Regions from separate parts of the Homo sapiens genome. Here region 2 is linked to region 1. The links are chromatin loops, found by intact Hi-C in ENCODE. Cell type or tissue: Caco-2. All regions are shown on one strand.

The links. A loop is a pair of places that touch in the nucleus more often than their neighbours do. Peaks named below come from ENCODE experiments on the same cell type or tissue, not always from the same donor. Only the 100,000 strongest peaks of a DNase experiment are listed, where the experiment ranks them.
Region 2: it touches region 1 in a loop (5-fold over the local background); 1 of 110 quality-filtered maps calls a loop at or near these places.

The regions. Positions count from the first base shown.
Region 1 is chr6:120,328,895-120,333,894 of GRCh38, reverse strand. No RefSeq gene overlaps it. Among named protein-coding and RNA genes, the nearest start is that of MIR3144, 320 kb to the right of the region's middle. In Caco-2, no CTCF peak of the experiment used is centred here; no DNase peak of the experiment used is centred here.
Region 2 is chr6:120,209,218-120,214,217 of GRCh38, reverse strand. No RefSeq gene overlaps it. Among named protein-coding and RNA genes, the nearest start is that of MIR3144, 200 kb to the right of the region's middle. In Caco-2, no CTCF peak of the experiment used is centred here; a DNase peak (open chromatin) is centred at 2,077.

The DNA of each region.
Region 1 (5,000 bases):
TACAGCTGCTATAAAAATATGTGCAAATTTTGTATGGACATAAGTTTGCAACTCATTTGGGTAAATATCAAGGAAAACAATTGGTAAATCACTTGGTAAGAGTATGATTAGTTTTGTAAAAACTGCTGAATTGTCTTGACAAGTGTCTGTACCATTGTGAATTCTCACCAACAATGAATGAGAGTTCCTGCTGCTCTTCATCCTCCTAGTATTTAGTATTATGAGTGTTTTGATTTTTTGCATTCTAATAGGTATGTACTCATATCTTATTAATTTTCAATTTCCTAATGATATGTGATGATGAAAATCTTTTCATATGTTTATTTCTCATATTAATATAATTATTGGTAAGACATCTATCTGTTCTTGGGTCTTTTGTCCATGTTTTGAGTTGTTTATTTTCTTATTGCTGAGCTTAGTTGTTCGATAATTGTTTACCTGTTGAGTTAGTCCTTCGTATGCAGTCATGTACCACGTAACAACTGTAAAATTATATGGTTTGTCTTTGGTCCCCATAAGATTATAATATCATATTTTACTGTGCTTTGTCTATGTTTAGATATGTTAAGATACATAAATAATTACTGTCATGTTAGAATTGCCTACCGTAGTTATTACAGTAACATAGTGTGCAAATTTGTAGCCTAGGATCAATAAGCTATATCATACATCCAAGGTGTGTAGTAGACTATATCATCTAGGTTTGTGTAACTACACTCTATGATGCTCAATGATAAAATTGCCTAGCAATACATTTCTAAGAATATGTCTCCATTATTAACTGACACATGACTGTATTTTGAATAACAGTTCTTTATCAGATATGTATTTTGCAAATATTTTTCCAGGTCTGTGACTTCTCTTCTCATTTCCATGACAATGTTCTTCACAGAGCCAAGTGTTTATTTGAGTGAAATCCAATTTACCAGTTTTTTTATAGGTTATATTTTTAGTGTTGTATCTGAAATGTCATTATCAAACCCAAAGTCACCTAGATTTTTCCCTATGTTATCTTCTGCATATTACAGTTTTTGTATTTTAAATTTATGTTTAATAACTGACCCACTTTGAGTTACTTTTGTGGAGCATAAAGTCTATGTCTAGATTCTTGTGGGCTTCTGAGTTCATTTGTTTGTGTGGTTAACATTTCCACTTTATATTTTCAATCTTTCTTCTAGCTTATTTAACTTATAAAAAGTTACAAAAACACATAAAAGTACTTGTCTGCTAATTCTAACATCTTTGTCAGTTCCACATCTGTTCTAATTGACTGATTTTTCTTCTTAGTATGGGATGATAGTTTCCTGGCTGCTCTACACATCTGGAAATTTTTACTGGGAGCTAGACATTTTGAATTTTCTTGGTTGGGTGTTGAATATTTTCATATTTCTATAAATATTGTGCTTTGTTCTGGCGTGGGATTACCTGCAAATGGTTTGAGCATTTCAGGTCTTGGCTTTAATTGGGATTTTCCAATTGAGACTAAAGTAGCCTTTAGTCCTTGACTATTTTTTTTTTTCAAATTATCAAGGCAAATCCTTCTCTGTGCTCTATTTAATTCTCCATGAATTAAGAGTTTCCCAGTCTGTCTGGTAGTTTTGACTGACCATATTTGAGCTTTGCACATTCTTTCACCAACCATGGCATGTCATTCCTTTCCTTGCCATATGCAGTTTCCTCACATGCATAACCTGATCAGCACACTGCTAAAGATGTAATGCAGAAGGGACCCCGTATAAATCTCTAGAACTCTCGGTGCAATTTAATTTCTTTTGAACTTTGCAGTAACAATTGAAGTTGCTTTGGTCTCTTCAGGCTTTGAGTTTGGTCTTCTCAACCTAAGGAGTTTGCCAGAATTCAGCTAGATTCTTCCTCTCTACTTTGCGGATTGGAAATTTATTCAAAAAATAAGCTGAGACAATCATAAAGCACAGCTTTTGATTTCTTTTCTCCCATGGATCACTGTTTTTTTGCTCCCTAACATACAAACCATTATCCCACACAACTTTTGTTTCTTCTTGTTGTTTTAGGCAAGAAAGTAAATCCAGTTTCTGGTAATCCCCTTTTCCCAGAAGGAGAAGTTGTACTTTTACTGCTTTTATGCTTTATATGATAGTATATTGACTGTTAAATTACTATGTTTAGAGATACTGCTATCTCCTTACTATTTACCACTTGAACCATTGAAGACAACTCTTAGAAAAAGCTGGAGAAATATATCTAGGTAAGTCACCTCATATGTAACTTTCTCACATTAGATATAGCACAATTTAAGGATTAATGAACTGAAAATGATTTTCAAAGAAAGCTTCTATTTATATTTAAATAGAAAAGATCTTTAAAAACATAAAAGACAAGCTTTTCTCTTTAGAAGGATATTAAACAGTTTACTGCCACTTTTAGTAGCAAAAACAGACATCTAAATACTATTCTTTTTTTGTGTTCAAAGTGCCTATTAAGAAAGCAATCATTTGGAAATGGGATAGCATCAAGCTGCCAGATATTTGTTCATGAAAAATACCCATAAAGGCCAAACTGTTTTTCAGACTCAAGAGAATGCTTGAATTCAGAATGATGAATAGGTTTTTTTAAAAAAATAAAGCAAACCAAAAAAGTAGTAGACCCAAAGAAAAGAAAGACTATGTTAAACCTAAATATTAAAACATCAGTAGATGCAAAAAGTTGAATATAACACAACGTAGCTTTTGGATACATACAAAGGAAAAGGAGATATCAATTTGAAAATTAAAGCCAATTTCCAAATGAGAGCAAATTTCAATTTAAGAAGACAGTCTTACAGATTTTAAGAGTTACTAGGCTAAAAAAAATGAGTCAACTACAAAAGAGGACTCTTCTGCAATTCGAAGCAGAGAATAGACTACTGCTGACATCAGAGTGGCAAATGTCTGTCAGGGACACTATTAACTTATTTAGAAAGGACAAGAAGTGCCCTAATGTGACCCTCTTAGAGAGATAAACTAGCCCAAAGTATACACCCCACCTACCAGTACTGCATTAGCCCTGGGAAAGCTCAAAGGGTTTAGAAATATTTGCTCAGATTAGTCTTTTCTTATCTTCTTTCAGTGCAGGTCTAAATCCAAGCTAAATGTGAAATGGAATCATCTTAGTCCATTTGAGCTCCTATAACAAAAATATCATAGACTCGGTGGCTTATAAACAACAGAAATTTACTTCTCACAGTTCTGGAAGTTGAGAAGTCTAAAATCAGGTGCCAGCAGATATGGTATCTTGTGAGAGCCCATTTCCTGGTACATAAACATCTATCTTCTTGCTGTCATTTCACATGATGAAAGGGCTAAGGACATCCTTTGAGGTCTCTTTTATAAGGGCACTAAGCCCTATCACAAGGTCTCCACCCTCATGATCTAATCACCTTTCAAAGGCCCTACCTCTTACTATCATCATATTGGGATTATGCTTTAACATATAAATTTGGGGGGAACTCAGTCATTCAGTCTGTAGCAGGGAAACCTTTCTTTGACATCATCCTTGACTTATCTCTGGATATTTCTCTTTTATTTTATGTTTGATTCCACGCTTCACTTGAAAGAAAGACTAAATTAATGGATAACCATGTATTTAATTTCATACATTTCTGTTCTTCTAAATAAACAGTAAAAATCATCTCCAAACAAGACTCTTGAGTAACTTTTTTTTTTTTCTGGAAAGTTCTACAGACTAGTGGATTTAAGCAAGAAAACTCAGTTATTATCAGTTCCCAACAGTAATTCTATGTGTGTACTACTATTTTCTGAAAATACAGCTCCAGAAAATAGGCGGATAGCAACATATCACTACAGGAAGCTAACATATTATGAGACCTATTCTCATTTTTAAAACTAATATCCCCTTTAAAAACAGCACATTGAGGCTATTCATCCTGTTTCATTTTCAATATGACTAAAAAACTTAAGTTATTATTATTATAGCTGGATGCAAAACACATTGGAAAGTACGCAATTAACAGTTAGCATTGATTTGTTATGAAGTACTAGTAGTGTGACATTAGAATGTAAGGTGAACAAACACATTGTTAGCAACACTCCTCATTTATACATATTTATATAATGTTGTTTGCTTGACTGTTTATGCAGCTCAAATTTCAGAAAGCGTTTTCCCATGAGTCAAATTTAAATTCTATAAGTTCTGGATGCTACTTTACATAGCATTCCTATATCAACTATATTTTACCTTTATGTGAATAATTAAATGTGATATTCCCCTCAATCAACCAGTCTCTCTCACTCTTTATTTCACATCTTTTCAAAGAGCGCTAACAGTAACTAATAGTTTTGTATTTTCCTTTTAGTCTGGAGAATTTGGTTATCACTTCTTCAAGAGAATCTTGCCTGACCTGCCTTTAAATCTCACACCAGTTTATCAAGGATTCCTCCTTCATGTGCTTCCATATCCTCTTGGACATGCATTAGTCATAAAACTCAATGCATTATATTGTGGCCACTTGTTCATACATATGTCTCTCCTACTAGAGTACAGACTCCTTGAGATCAAGGACTGTTATGCCTTTCTAATATATGCCTACTGAAGTATTCCCTCTTTCAATGCATAGCTTGAAAATTTTCAGATTATTGTTTTCAGTTAAGGTACAGTCATTCAAGGAATACATATTTTGAAAATAATATGTACACTGGATTTAAATAAATGTATGTGTATGTGTGTGCATACTGTGTGTGGGTGAGAGTATAATCATGAACCTCAAAAATGTAGCAAAAATGTTCTCAGGGTAATCTCACTTGACCCATGCAAAACCACAATTTAAGTTGTATAAAAAAATACAAATATGTAGAAAATCTTATAACACAGGACAGAAGATAAAGATGTATTCATGATCACAGAAATGTAAAGAAGGTTATTCACACTATGGTGCAAAATTGGCCACATTAATAAAAATACTAAAGTCCAGATCAAAACTTCATAAATACATGCAGTTTTGAGAGAAATGTGTAGAAGTGAGTCAA
Region 2 (5,000 bases), 120 kb after region 1:
ATAGCAATTACAAAGATGGGCAAATGACAGAGAAAGCAAGTCTGTCTGATGAAAAGATATTTCAGGGAATGTGTTACTGTAATGCAAATGCTACATTTTCCTGATGTTTTTGTTAAAAGGAGAAAATGCTTTATTGCTGTTGTCAATGTAAGGCAAATGTTTTTGGTGTGCTGGACATTTTGAGCTCCCAAGTTCATTTCCACTTTGAAGCAGACTCCTCCAGGGAAAGGGTAATAAATCTGCCACTCCACCTGGATCCCTGAAGAAGACAGTGCTTCAGCTTGTGAGCAGTGCATGTCAGTCCAGGCATATCTGTGAGAAGATGATGACCTTACAGCTACCAATGTCCTTCAAGTAACAGACAGATGGCAAAAACAAGCCTGACAAAATCAAGATGAAGAATTTAAAAAATAAAGGGTAAACAAAATAGATCAGTCTGGTTCATAGTGAGATGTACTTTGTCATTGAGCATTGGTGTCAAAGAACTTTAAATGAGATAAAGTTGGCAAGATAATTTATGTTACATCTAACACACTCAATGGCATATTGAAAATTTAATATGCTGTTCATATTAAGAACTTCTGACATTATCACTAGCAGCCATAAGAAGCTTGACAATGATTCCATCATCTTTATTTGCCCCTTTCCAAAGATGGAACAAGCTCTCTTTACATCAAAGTTGATTTGCCTGTTCCCTCAAAAGACTTGGTAAATAGTTATTGACCAAGAAAGTAGAGAAATTTTTCTTTCTTGAAGAAAGTTTAATCAGTGAAGTGGCCTGAGATCAGAAGAATAAATAGAGAAATGCTGCAGCCTCACCACACCAGTCCTAAAATGGGTGAGATGTTTGTCCTATAATTTTCAGAATATTTTTCTGAAATATATTGAGACTCATTTATAATTTGGATAATTATTCCCCTAGAAGTAAAACTATCTCATTATTATTTTCTGACACATTTATATTCTATATTCCTCTGTACCTTTTGGAAACTCAGTCTATTTTCTAAGAAATGTTTTTCATTTTCCATGTGATTTTTGAAAAAATGAACCATTCACATTGTGATTTTTAGAAAGTGAGATGTTTCCTAGATATTGTGTGTTCTTCCTCACTTTACCCCTTTGGTTTTCTTCAACTAGAAGAGAGAATGATTTTCAGAGGTCTAAACTATCTTTCTCACTGGCAGAGCTCATTTTACATAATTTGATATTGAAGCTCCAGAAAATGCCTCACTCAGGAAGCTCAACATTTTGCTCAGATTTCCTCATAAACTCCATTTCACAGTTATCCTAAAGTACTTGTATTGAATGTATCTATGATTTCTTAACCATATAGTTGCTTTATCCTCTCAATTATGTGGTTTAGAAAAAATTTTCATACCTTCTTTGTGTCAGCCATGGTGATAAACCCTTTGGAGGAAAAACAAATAAAATACAGTAACCTTCTTGAGGATCCCAGTGTGGAAGAAACTAACCTTTCTTCCCCATTCCGTAGGCAGACTGGCCTGGCTTACAAAAGTCAGCACCTACATTTACTTTTCTGAGAGTTTTCTCTAGTAGCAATCTCATTCTCTACTTTGTCCACAGCAGGCCAGAAACGCCAGAGAATACAAACATTCTAAGGTCATCATCACTTAACCAGTGACTGGTGGGTGTCAGTATATCAGTATAGAGGCTCCCTTTTCTTTTGTGTAGAATAATTCTGAGGCTCCTATTCCCCATTGTCTCCCATAATTCCCTAGTGGCAACTTGCTTTATATTGGTAACTTGCTTTACAGCATTCCTTTGAATGACAGTTTTCTCTTTACTTTCTCTCTTCCTGTCTTATTTTATGACCCTCCAGAAGCAGAGGCATAGTATTTGGGAGATGCAGGAACTTGCTTATACTGGTAACTTGCTTTACAGCTTTCCTTTGAATGACAGTTTTCTCTTTACTTTCCCTCTTCCTGTCTTATTTTATGACCCTCCAGAAGCAGAGGCATAGTATTTGGGAGATGCAGGAAACATTAGAAGGGAAATGGGTAGGTGCTACAGAGAAGAAACCAAGCTCGAAGTGTGCGTTACTAATCTAGAAACCACAGGATTGCTTCACTCTAGGGGAAAGGGCAAAGGGCAAAAGCATGCCTCAGAGTTGTGTCAACCAAGAGAAGAGATAATCTGAGATTATATACCAACAACCATAAATTATTAATTGAGGGCTTTTGGGGTGGTACATTTAATTCCCTGGTACTTCTAGCCTGCCAACTGCACAGAGTGGGCTACATATTGGGGAAAATCCTTATGCATGGAGATGCAGATACTGCTCTCTGTAAATCGAACACACAAATTGAAATGAGAAGATTTGAGGATGCTTAGTAGGATACAGATAGTGTCTGCTATCCTTCACCATTTGCCTACCAGATTTATCTGGAATCTTTCCTAACAACTTATTTGCACTAGAACTTTTGTCTCAAAAGTTGCTCTTGGAGGATCCTAAACTATGATAACCATGTTTGATTGTGAAGATACTTAAGGTGTCACAACCTGAAAAATACTAAATTAAATGTATAAGAACATGCTACAATGCCATAGAAGGAAGAAAGGGAGGAGAATCAGGAAATATGGAGAAGAGAAAGATAAAAAAGTTTTAGGACCAGTAGGAGTTAGGTAGATTAAAACAGAAAGAAAGAGGGCAGGTGCTTGGAACAGTTCATCAAGTGGCCCTGGAGCATCAAGGGCTGGGCAGTCGGAGTTGGCTGGCAGGAGCAGGCAATAAGGTGATGCATTTCTTCATAGATAATTAAAAATAATAATAATACTCAAAATTAGTCCTTTTTATTATCACAATATAATTTTTATCACTGATATAAAAATATATTAGTGTTCTAAACTATTATCTATGTTCTAAACTACCTAAACAATAGATATGTTGTTCTAAATCAAACTATCTAAACAACAGTTTTAAACATATACATATTATCTATCTATATGAACATATCTATCTATAATGTTTATGTTCTAAACTATTGTTGCAGTTGCACAATACATGTTATGCTACATAATGCAATTTTTGTTAGATATTTTTAAAATAAATATTATACTTCACACAGAAGTTAATTTAAAGAACCCCTAGTTATTTAGTGCTCAGGTACATATGTTGGTTTCAAGAATTTGTAGTAGTATGGAGCTTTGTTCTGGTGACATTTTTGTCTTCCACCTAGGCAGTGCTTTATATTTCTGCATTTAAACAGTAGGTTTGAAATAAGCAACAATAGCACAGTGAATGTAAGATGAAGCAACAGAAACTCAATTACTTCTATCCTGTCATTTTCAAATGCCAGGACAAATGACAAAAGACACTGCTTTTACATTATCAGCACAAATTAAATTGTCAATGTTTGAATGACTTGGTTTTTTTATCATGGGTTTTCTTTTCTTTCTTTTCTTTTTTTTTTTTTTTTTTTGAGATAGAGTCTCGTTGTTGTTGCCCAGGCTGGAGTGCAATGGCACGATCTCGGCTCACTGCAACCTCCACCTCCCGGGTTCAAGCAATTCTCCTGTCTCAGCCTCCCGAGTAGCTGGAATTACAGGCGTGTGCCACCATGCCCAGCTAATTTTTGTATTTTTTGTGAAAACAGGGCTTCGCCATGTTGGTCAGGCTGGTCTCAAATTCCTGACCTTAGGGGATCCGCCTGCCTTGGCCTCCCAAAGTGCTGGAATTACAGGCATAAGCCACCATGCCCGGCCTTATCATAAGTTTGCTATAGAAAATTACATCCATGTTCGGCATCTTTCAGCCTTTTTTGTTTGTTTTAATGTAAACAAATCTTTAGGAATTTTAATAAATATATTAGCAATTTTGGAAATTTTTGACACTTTCATGTGAAGGAATTTTTTATATTAAAATATATAAAAATATAGTTCAATCAATCAAGTAGAAAAAGTTGATGATAATGTGGCTATACTGCCTGTGGAAGTTAAACATATTAAAAAGTCTACATATTTGTATTAAATATAAATTATATAGACATTTGGGTGTATAGTCTTGATTTTTTCCTTTTCAACTTTTATTTTAGGTTCAGGAGGTACATGTGCAGGTTTGTTACGTGTTTAAATTGTGTGTCACTGGGGTTTGGTGTACAAACCATTTCATCACCCAGGTAGCGAGCATAGTACCGATTGGTGGTTTTTCAATCATCACTTTCCAGCCTGTAGTAGGCTCCAGTGTCTATTTGTCTCTTCTTTATGTCTGCATTTACAGTGTTTAACTCCCCCTTACAAGTGAAAACATGCAATATTTGGTTTTCTGTTCCTGCATTGATTCACTTAGAATCATGGCCATCAGCTATATCTACATTACTGCAAAGGACACGATTTTATTTCTTTTTATGGCTGCATAGTATTCCATGGTGCATATGTACCATATTTTCTTTATCCAGTCCACTGTTGATGGTCATCTAGGTTGATTCCGTGTCTTTGCTAATGCGAATAATGTTGTGTTGAACATACAAGTGCACGTGCATTTGTATTCCTTTGGATGTATACCCAGGGAGTATTGCTGGGCTGAATGGTAGCTGTGTTTTAAGTTCTTTGAGAAATCTTCAGACTGCTTTCCACAAGTGGCTGGAATAACTTCCATTCCCCCAAGCAGTGTACAGGTGTTTTGTTTCGTTTTTTCCACAACCTCACCAACATGTTATTTTTTGACTTTTTAATAATAGCCATTCTGATTGTGTGAGATGGTAAGTCAATGTGGTTTTGATTTGCATTTCTCTAATGACTAGTGCTGTTGAGCATTTTTCCATATGCTTATTAGCCATGGGTATGTCTTCTTTTGAGAGGTATTTGTTCATGTCCTTTGTCTAATTTGTAATGTGATATTTTGCTGTTTCATTGTTGGTGTTTAAGTTCCTTGTAGATTCTGGATATTAGACCTTTGTTGGAGCATAGTTTGTGAATATTTTGTCTCATTCTGTAGGTTGTCTGTTTACTCTGTTGATGGTTTCTTCTGCTGTGCAGAAGAT